Regions from separate parts of the Mus musculus genome. Here region 1 is linked to region 2. A link is a contact called in ENCODE POLR2A ChIA-PET data. All regions are on one chromosome and are shown on one strand. Each heading gives the region's core, a stretch centred on a gene start or an enhancer-like site at or near the end of the contact. The rest is flanking DNA. Distances are from core to core; before and after follow the strand shown.

Region 1 (4,962 bases), core at 2,178-4,677, 34 kb before region 2:
CTCAGACTATCTCTCTGGGAGAAGGGAAACAGATCTGTGCATCTCCAACACTGACTGTTACAATTCCAAAGTGCTGGTGCCAGATGCCCACAGCACATGGCTGGGCCCACAGGGGCGCACCAGAGTAGTAAGTACCTAATTATTTCCTTGGATGTTCGGACACTGCTTCATAAACTCTTGCAGGCTGTGGGGAAAGGACTGGGAGGAGCTGAAGAAAACAGAGTTCACAGGTGAGGCACAGCAGGGTTCAAAGAAGGGCTTTAATATACATGAGAGCCAGATGGAAAAGCCTGGGACACAAAAACCAGCAACCAGCAGGGAGATCACCATGTCCAAAGTGACAGCTAGGCCAGGTACTCTGACCTTGTTACATAACACAACACACACACAACACACACACACAACACACACACACACAACACACACACACACAACACACACACACAACACACACACACACAACACACACGGCAATGCCGCCTAGGCTTCTGCATCGAAAGTTTACAAGTTGTAAGAACAAGAAAACATGGGGTAACGGTTATGCATTCAAAAACGTTCAGCCCCCTACCTACCCTGGCAGACACTGCTCCTGTTCTAAAGAACACGTAGAGGTGGGCATGGGACTATCAGTGAGAGCGGTCACAGAGAAGTCTGTGCCGTGACCGTGAATAACACCAGCCTCGCCTTAGCATAGTAACCAGTCACAGAAAGCCTGCCCTGCTCAAGCAGCAATGTCAGCAGCACAGGCTACTGTGCAAGCCAGGCCCCTGGCCTCCGAGCGGGAGATGCTATGTGCAGACAGGTAGGATCTCACAATGTCAGCAGCCACAGGATCCATTGCCCAGGGAACCACGAAGCAGCACTGTGCCCTGGGTTCCTCAAGAGCCCGGTGGCTGTGGCCTGTGTGTACCTCCAGGTGATAAAAGTGAGGACCGGAAGGCTTCTCAGCATCGCTCGTCCTGGATCCTGGGTGAGAACCAGAGCCCTTTGAAAACTCTGGCATGAGGGAAAAGGACAAGGACGGACCGCTGTCACAGCAGCCACACTGCAGTGGGACAGGTAAGAGGGCCCCTCCTTGCCTGCCAAAGTGAGCATGAGCTGCCTGCCTGCCTGCCCTTTGGCAAACAGGTGTAGACAAAGTCCTCTTGAAAGGCTTAACCTGGCTAGCAAAGGACAACAACAAAATCAAGAGTTTTCTTCTGTCATTTGAGCACCTAATGATGAGAGATGGATGACAGAACAGGTCTTGCTATTCTTACTCATGCTGGTTGTACCCACTCTATCGAACCTCCAGTTACACTCACAGGGGAGCGGAAAGTCTAAGCCAAAGATCCTCAGGCCCCATGTTAAACGAGATATCCTCAACGCAGCTGTCTGCTAAGAGCCCCGCTAGCAGGGCAACACGCTACCGCAGGTAGGTCCCAGCTCAGAGGCCGAAGAGTAGCCCCTTATCTTCCCCTGCAGGGAGCCACCTCTGACCCAAAGCTACTGCATGCCCTGAGCCAGATAACCCCAGAGCCTCACAAGCAGCCAAATGTTAGCTGAGGAGGAAAACGCAGGGTTCAGAGCACAATGCCTGGCTTGCCATCATTCCTGTTAGCACTCATTACCTCGCCTCCCTTTCTCTGCTTTACCGCCCATCAACACTATCACAGGGAACAAGTGTGGGGTTAGCCACTTAACAACATGGAGGAAAAGTGCTTTGGAAGCCATCAGATTCAATAATAAAGTTGCTGCCACGTGGTGGGTGCCTTCTGTGCCAGAGAGGATGACATTATTATATACAGTAGAGAAGGGGGTGGGGGGTTCCCACAATGCAGTGCAGCCTGACTTTGAACTGGTGGTCCCCCTGCCTCCGCCTGAAGAGAGCTGGGTTATGGAAGTGAGTTACTATACCCGGCTGTAATTCTTATTTTCTCTCGTTTCCTCGTGGACTCTGCCAGGTTCGGTGTCATAATCTTCATTATACTGAGAAGGCAGTATAATGAAGTAGTATTACAGTAGGCTGTGCTGCAGACCCACCACAGATGATTCCAAGCCAAACCTGCTCTCCACGGCCCCAGCCTCATCAAGAAGAATGACCATACGACGAACAACTATAATCAGTAATTGCAAATGTTGCATACTCCATTCTAACACAGACAAGTCTCCTCTCAGCACAGTGACCAACCCAGAGCACTAAATCAGTAAGATGGGGGGGGGGGGGCTACTTGAATACAGGGTTCCCCGGATTCCACTGAAGGAGGAGCAGGGTGCGGGGAGGGGGCAGCTTTCCCATTACCCGGCCCACCTTGACCGATTCTTGCCAAGAATCAGAACCAAATCCCTGGCCTTTCTCTTCCTCGCTCACAGCAAGCACAAGACGGAGAGAAAGGCGCCTGCCTGGTACTGTGTATAAAGGATTCCAACTAGACGTCAGGACGCAGTCGCTTTGCCTTGGGGCCAGTAAAAAGCTGTTCTGCTCTCTGCCCTTTGGGCCCAACCTGGCCGCAGTTTGCTAATCTGGTCGGGGGTCAGAAGTTTTCTTAGTGGCTTCCTCTTTCCGCTGAGCCTCTACCATGTCTTAGTCTCCACACACTGTTCTTTGATGCTACAGTATCTAAAAAACAAACTTCGTGTCTTTCCCAACGTGAGTCCGGCTAGACTATGGTGAAACCTTCTCTCCAGCAAGAAGACAGTCCCTGACCCTCGGGGCCTTAAACATTATTAGTCAGCCTCTGACCTCGTTAGGCACACACAGGCAAGCCTGAAACCTCTTCCCTACATACGTAGTAGCATCAGTCCCTCACCTAGCAAGTACGCTGCTGGCTTCCAAGCCCTCAAATTGTCCCCAAGGGTATTCGCAGTGAGTCCCCCTCTCAGCCAGCCACTCCCCAGTCGACCTGCTCAGAGGGGATCATGATGCCGACTACCCCCTCTCCTATGCAGTCAGAAACATCTCGCCCCGAGGTGGGCCGAGGCGAACCCTCCGCCCATGTGGCTACACAACCAGGGAAGGCCCTTGCTCCTCGGGATCTGCTCAAGTTCACCGCGCCCTCGCAATCGGATCCCACGGGCCTGACCTTGCCTCAGCTCCGGGTCGTCCAGCACGTTGTAGGCCGCATAGTCGCGAACACCGTGCAGCCGCAGAATCTGCACCACGGCGTTGCTGAAGCCGCACTGGGGCTGCTCGGGCGTCCCCTTGAGGAACACCACCACCTTGTCCTTCTTCACCAGCGCGTCCAGCTGCTCCGCCTGGCCGCCCGAGCTCGCCGCCCGCACGCCGGCTCCGGGCAGGCCACCGCCACCAGCGCTTCGCCCCCAGCGCAGCAGAGCCGCCGCCGCCCGGCTCAGGGACGCGCTCATGCCCGCTCGCTGTCCACCGCCTCTGCGGCCACTCCAGGGCTTACAGAGCCCGTGGTGTCCGGCCGGCCCACCAGAGGCTCTCATTGGACAAGCTCTGGGATGAGTCTCGTGATTGGACAATACTGGCTCAATTCCACCAATCACATCGCTTACACCGTAGGGTGGGCCTTCCCTGGGAGCCGCGTCCTACAGGCTTGCTAGTGAGCGAGGACGACCGCTTTGCGTGTTGATTGGACAAATCGGACGTCCGTCGGTGAAGGGCATGAAGAGGCGTGACTAGAGGAAGCCGGCTTTCCTCGTGCGGGCGTTCGAGGCCTGGCCGGATACGCCAAGATGATAGGGCAGGCGCGAGGCGGGGCTTCTGCCGCCCGCGGCACGCCGGGAAGGAGTCACGTCCAGACGCAGCTTCCGGTTCCTTTTGCGGTGATTGCTACGGTAACGCGGCCGGTAGTCCTGCGATGGCGTGCACCAGAGAGGAGGTGGCCTTCCATGCCTCACCGGCTGAGGCCAGCCGCGAACCTGGCGTGTCCTGGTCTGCCCGGGGCTCCAGCCTCCGACCCGCCATGCACATGGACATCCAAGCCGTGTCCTGCGGCCTCCCGTGGGATTCTTCCTCCAGAATGAGGTTTTTTTTTTTTTTAGCATAAAACTATAAGTATTGTGTATGTATGATCTGCGTGCATGCATCTTCAGAAGACGACTTTTATAAAGGGTCCGGGGATGGAACTCTAGCTTGCAGGGTAAGTCCCTTGGCACGCTGAGCCCTCTCCCTGGCCTCTAGAATGATGCTCTTCTCGTAGAAACGTGTAAAGTGCTCTAGCCGTGGGACGGCTGGCTTTGGGGTCTCGGTGACTACTGGGGTCGGGAAGGATTGAAAGAACAAGGGAATTGGTGGGTTGCCGGGCCCTGTGGCCATTGTCTGCAACGTTGCCTTGCCTCTTAAGAGGCTGAGGCAGGAGGATCAGTTGAACTCAGGAGTTCTAAATAAGCCCGAGTCAGCCCGGGCCGTACAGCAGGACCCTTTTTAAGAGGGAAAACGGAGGGTGAGGATGTAGCTCAGTAGGAAGTCGTTTTCCTAGTGTAAGCGACGTCCAGAGTTCCACCCCGTCACATGCACACAGACAGTAATAAAAGAGAGTATTCTCTTAGTGAATTCCGGTGTAGATGATGATGGCCCCAGGGTAGAGTGCTTGCTTGCACATCTGCTGGGGATGGTGCAGAAGAGTGGGCAGGCGCGTCGTTTTTTTACATGGACTTCCCCCTAGAACAGAGCCCCGGGTGTGGTCAGTTCTCCCGCCGGTAGTACGCAGATCCAGATCCTGGCCAGCAGGCCTCCGCAGCCCACTATCTAATCTGCAGTCTTGGCCCTGCGCTGGGTTAGCGGTACCCTAGAGCACACCAGACTTGCAGAGAAAGCAGACAACAGAGGAAGCTGAGGCATGCCTGCTCGAGAGGCAGCAGGCCCATGTGCAATTTTCCTCTGATAGGGCCTGGGTACTGTTGCCACGGTGATAATGGCTGTGCCGTGTCATTGTCGATCCACCAACAGTCAGAGAAGCTTGGCAGTCAAGATATTGTTTAGCAGACGGAGCGGTTTCTGTTGGACACTAAGTACTG
Region 2 (4,915 bases), core at 2,098-4,597:
GGAGGGCTGAATGTGTCTATGGAATGATTCACGAGGACGGTGATGGAGTGAGTGAGCGACATAGGAGATTCTCTGTCCAGTCCACCATGACAGCCAGCCTCTTCTGGGCACTTACTTGCTGGGGCCAGCATTGATTGTGCATAGTGTTCTTTACATCCCCTGTTCGGCCCACAGCTATTCAGAGAGACGAGCTGACATCACTCTTTTTGGAAGAGTGTTAAATAACCCACCCTTATCATCTTCAGGTGCCAGTGCAGCTAGGAGTTGAATTCAGGTGCTTGGATCCAGACTCCACAACTTGATTATGAAAACGGAGAGCAAACCCACCTAGACTTCAGCCTTCCAGCTAGGCAGATCCTGTGAAACTCCAGGGCCTCCCCTGTGCCAAGCCATTTCTCAGGGGAAGTCCCCAAGACCATGCATGGGCCCAGCAATGTCACCGGTCCCCCAGAGCTAGGGCCCTACACCGGAGCACCATGCCTGTTCCCTGGCTATTTCCCCCTCCATTTGCATCCTGTTCGTTAGCTATTGAGACTTGCCGACCACAGGCTGGAGGTTTGTAGGTAGCCCGTGAGTCAGTTGGGGTTGCCAGGTTAAATGGTCGGTTGTTCACCCAGCACTGATCAGCCAGCCTGATCGTGTAATTTGCTTGCCTATTTATGGACTTCAAGCTCAACGTTGCTTGGAGCTGATTTTAAGGAATGGATATATATATATTAAAGTTCTTTCTGGAGGCCTCCCTTATTCCCGCTTCTCTGTGTAAGATCACCCAGGTGTCCAGGCTGACTATCCCTGGGTGAGTTCTTGGCTTTAGTGACGAGGACTGAGGATGGCCCTCAGTTCCTGTGTTTGTCACCCACAGGAAGTGGCAAGATTAGTCATGAAGCTCCTAGCAGGAGCTGGCTGTGGTCTGGAAGCCAGAGAGACACGTGTTTGTGGCTGGGATCTGGGCTCTTCCGCCCTGTAACCCACATACCCTGGACTACTGCATTCCTTCGATGTACTTGACCTTGACTGAGCTGGAATGGGTAGCAAGATGCCAGGGACACATCCCTGCTCTGTGGAAACAGTTTGGTGGGTAAGAAGGTGCCATAAACATCGGCCACCCCAGGGGGTGGTAGCCTGGAGTCAGGGAAGCTCAGTGGGTTGGGGGGGGACAGTGTATCAGGGATGACTTCGTGCACTGCCTGGAAAACCTGTTCTCTCCTTCTACCATGTGGGTCTGAGAGAATGGAACTCAGGTTTGTCAGGCTTGGTAGTAGGCCCCCTTACCTGCAGAGTCATCTGGCTGGGTCTGTGTCATGAACCCCCACCCCCACCCCAAGAGGCCAGGAGTCATCAGGTTGTTTGGTTACCCCACAGAGCAAAGTACTTCTTACATCATCTCTCTTTCTATGCAAAGGTCGGCTCTGCTTTCTATTTAATCAGTTTCTTTCTCCTCCTCCTGGGCCTGAGGTACAATCTGACAGATCTGGTGGGAATCCTGGTTCTCTCACCTGCAGTATATCTTGGCTGTCTCCTACGGGGCTAACTCACCTGTCCTGGGGGGCTGGCCACACCTTCCCTGACCCCTGAACATCCATCCTCTCAGGGCACCTCTCCCCATTTTCCTGGGTGCTCCCAAATCTGGAGGAGGGTGCTCCCAAGCCTGAAGGAAAGGCCGCAGGTAGCTGAGCATTTTTGCCTCCTCCACCCACTGCACCTGCAGAGAGTTGAGCTGGCACAGCTGCAGGTGACTCTGCCCTCAGCTCAGGTGACAGGATGCAGGCTACATTCCTTAATCACAGCTGTCTTTTTCTCTTATGGAATAGACCTGGGTGTGGGGAGTGTCAAGGTCTCTACAGTGGGACCCAGCACATCACATCCTGACCTGCTGTCTGGTTTCCAGCCTTGATCTTCCTGGTTCTGGATGTAGAACTCAGAACAGGGGTATTACAAGCTCAAGGCATCAGAGCGTAGACAGGGACAACCTTGACTTCCTTGCTCCTCCTGCCTCCACCTCCAAAGTGCTGGGATTACAGGCGTGTGCCGCCACCACATTTGGTATAGGTGGTGCTGGCAATTGAGCCCCGGGCTGTGTGTGTGCTACCCAAGAACTCTCTCTGCTCCCTGACCTACATCCCTGGCCCTTTCTGGTTCTTTGAACAATTCTGTTTATAGGATGTTTTCATGGTCACTTGCGTTGCCAGTAGAATTAGAAGTCTCTGGAAGTGAGGTTGTTTCTTCTGGAAACTCTTAGGCAATCCTGATGGGCAGGGATAGTTGAGAGCCCTGGGTTGGCCTGGGACAGTTGGGGACACTTCTGGGTGGCACTAATGTGTCCTCTTTCTGTTACTTCCTTCACTCTCTATCAAGGTGAAGACTTCTGTGCAAACAGAAGAAGTTCTTGGGTGTGTGTCTGTCCAGCGGGCTAATTTCTTAGGATGTGTAATAGACTCACCATTGATCCTGTTTCCTCATTTGAGGGAAAGATACAAAGTTTCCCTTTAATATAAATGTAAGTCAGGAGTGAATGAAGCAACCATCTGCACTTTTTGTGGTCGGCTCCGGCTTCTTTCATGGCTTTGAGGCAGGCTTGCAGGGCCCCTGGCAACCCTGCCCCATGCTGGGGAGACTGAGCACGTGCAGGTCCGGGCATGTCCTGTGTACACGTGGCTGAAGGGTGGGGCCGACACCCTGAAGGAAACCTCACCTCAGGTGCTGAGGACCCAGGACACTCCAGGGAGCTAGGCTACACTGGAGTGGTTGAGGGTTAACAAAGGAGTTTCCCAGGAGGCTTTACGTCAGCCCTTGGGATTGGCGTGGAGAATTCTTTCAACATGATGTGTTTGCCTCTTCCCCAAAGCATTCTGAGATGCTCTATCTGGTCGTCAAGATCTTTCCCTGGAGCCATTATTGTCCTGTAAATTTGGTGACGATATTACAAGACTTCAGTGCCCACAGGGGCCTGGTACTTTCCCGAAACACAGTAAACTGGTCATTCAGGAGCCCTGAGCTGCAGGGTAGAACCCTGTGGGTTCCCAGGACTGAACATGGTTCATACCTGTAGTCCCTGTGTGTTGGAAGGCTGAGATAGGAGCATCGCCATGAGTTTGAGTCCAGCCACAATGGTCTGAAGCAGGTCTCAGTGCTGTGACTGCTGATTGACTGGGAGCTAGGGTTAGATAACTTATTTGCTCATTTGCTCAGCAAATACCCAGCTCTTTCCGAACAATGCCCTTGCAGGGCCCTGCGGGAGATTACATCCCGTTGATCTGGGAGCTTGCTGACAGGGATTAATTTAATCATCGCCTTTACCCTGGGGTGAGGGCTCTCATATCTCCTTCCTGCTGTGCCTGGCAGTCTTGGAGGACCAGCATTGTTGAGGGGTCCCACAGCTAGGCGTGGCTCCAGACTGAGGGCGTATCTTCACATAGAGTTCCAATTTAGAGACTCCAGCCTACAGACAAACATTTGGGAAGGATCATGTTTTTCTGAGTTTCTTCTGGACAGGTGAGGAAGGTTCCAGAAGGTTCTAAAACCAGGATTGTGGAATGTCCATTTGGAAGAATGTTGTCTTCCAGGTGCTGTGAAGCGAACACTGGAGATAAATCTCTGGCAAGATTTAACCTTGGTGTTTTGTATTTTAAAATTCAGCATCAAATTTCACTTTATAGTATGGTGATTATTAATTTTTTATGTGTTGTTTTATTTGTTTCTAAGTTTTTAAGTCTTGTGTAGCCCTGACTTGATAATGGCTTTTTAACCTAGGCTGGTCTTGAACTTGTGGCAATCCTCCTGCCTCAGCCTCCCAAGTGCTGGGATTTCAGGCATGGGCAGCATGCTCTGCTAGCTTTGGTTTTCTCTGTGTTGTGGAGGTGGGTGTGTCCTCAGGGATGCTGCCTCCTCAGTTGATTGGGTGTTTGCTGGGCAGCGTCACTCTGAAAGTCAAATCAGGCTTGGGAGGAGGCCTCGGGGAGCTCGCAGGAGGCAATGCCTGATCAGAGGCAGCTGTCTTTAGAAGCAGGATGAACTAAGCCAGGGTCTTGTGCATCTGCTAGAGATGGGGACACCCAGGCATTGGTCCCTAGTGAAGGCATCCCTTGTGGTCCCCAGGACAAGCTGCTTGGTTTCTGGCTGCCTCTGAGAGCATACCGCAGGCTGCAGGACTCTGCGAGTGGCTGAGAGAGGAGGGGACGGGCAGACCTCGGGAGGGGAGAGGAAGGTGGAAGTGGTTGGTCAGCTGTTCTCAATTCGCCTCAGACAGAATATTCATCTGAGCTTAGTACTAAAAAAGTGCCCAGCTAACCAGGACCAGTGATCACCCAGATGGTGGACATTACCCCAGGTTAGCCCTGCGGTTCTGACTAGGGATGGGTGTCCCCTTCGGACTTCCATGTTCTAGAAGTCTCCAAGGCCCTGTTCCTCTCTTTGCTAGGCAGGTGGAAGCTTTCTTATCCTGGGGCCAACCCTGCCTGTCTGGAACCCTGTGCTTAATAATTCCTGTCCCTGTGGATGTGTGGGCTGGAGAGTCTTCCTTGTTTCCTCCGTGCTGGAGACAAGCGACCGGGAAGGTAATTCATGCCTTTGCATGTGTTCTCCCACTCCGTGTATGAGCCTTTCCCAGCCACCGCCACTGTTCTTCTTCCTTACTGACCTCTTCCTGAGCAAAGTCCTCTCCCCACAGAATCTCCTCGCACTGACCCTGGCTCAGCCTGCCTCTCTCTCCTGGATCAGCCTCTCTCTCTCTCTCTCTCTCTCTCTCTCTCTCTCTCATTTGCTTGTGCTTCCGTGAGTGAGCTGCGTAGCAAGGAAGCCGTGCAAGTCTGTCTCCACACGATGAGTGAAGCTCTGTTCTAACAGGGGAAGCTGGCTCTTTCATTCTCTCTGAAGGTGTCCTGTGTGCCAGGCACTGCCCTGGGTAGGGGGACTGAGA

Evidence for each region. ChIA-PET counts read pairs that join two places held with the same protein, here RNA polymerase II (POLR2A).
Region 1: POLR2A ChIA-PET joins it to region 2 with 13 read pairs in Patski. The contact joins the promoter of Glrx5 here to the promoter of Syne3 in region 2. POLR2A ChIA-PET finds 5 or more read pairs at or near these places in 2 of 5 experiments (Patski and embryonic stem cell).

Annotation. Positions count from the first base shown.
Region 1 is chr12:105,031,083-105,036,044 of GRCm38, reverse strand. Glrx5 (glutaredoxin 5) reads right to left here and starts at 3,427. Exons shown (of 2, transcript NM_028419.3): 1 at 3,063-3,427. The coding sequence starts at 3,345. It overlaps Snhg10 (small nucleolar RNA host gene 10), which reads left to right and starts at 3,766. Exons shown (of 2, transcript NR_003145.3): 1 at 3,766-4,085. Gm46374 (a long non-coding RNA gene) reads left to right here. Exons shown (of 3, transcript XR_003950254.1): 1 at 1-1,059; 2 at 1,944-2,186; 3 at 2,353-3,067. It overlaps Mir3069 (microRNA 3069), which reads left to right and starts at 4,904; the gene lies at 4,904-4,962. It also overlaps Scarna13.
Region 2 is chr12:104,997,109-105,002,023 of GRCm38, reverse strand. Syne3 (spectrin repeat containing, nuclear envelope family member 3) reads left to right here and starts at 3,347. Exons shown (of 19, transcript NM_001042699.2): 1 at 3,347-3,492; 2 at 4,422-4,553.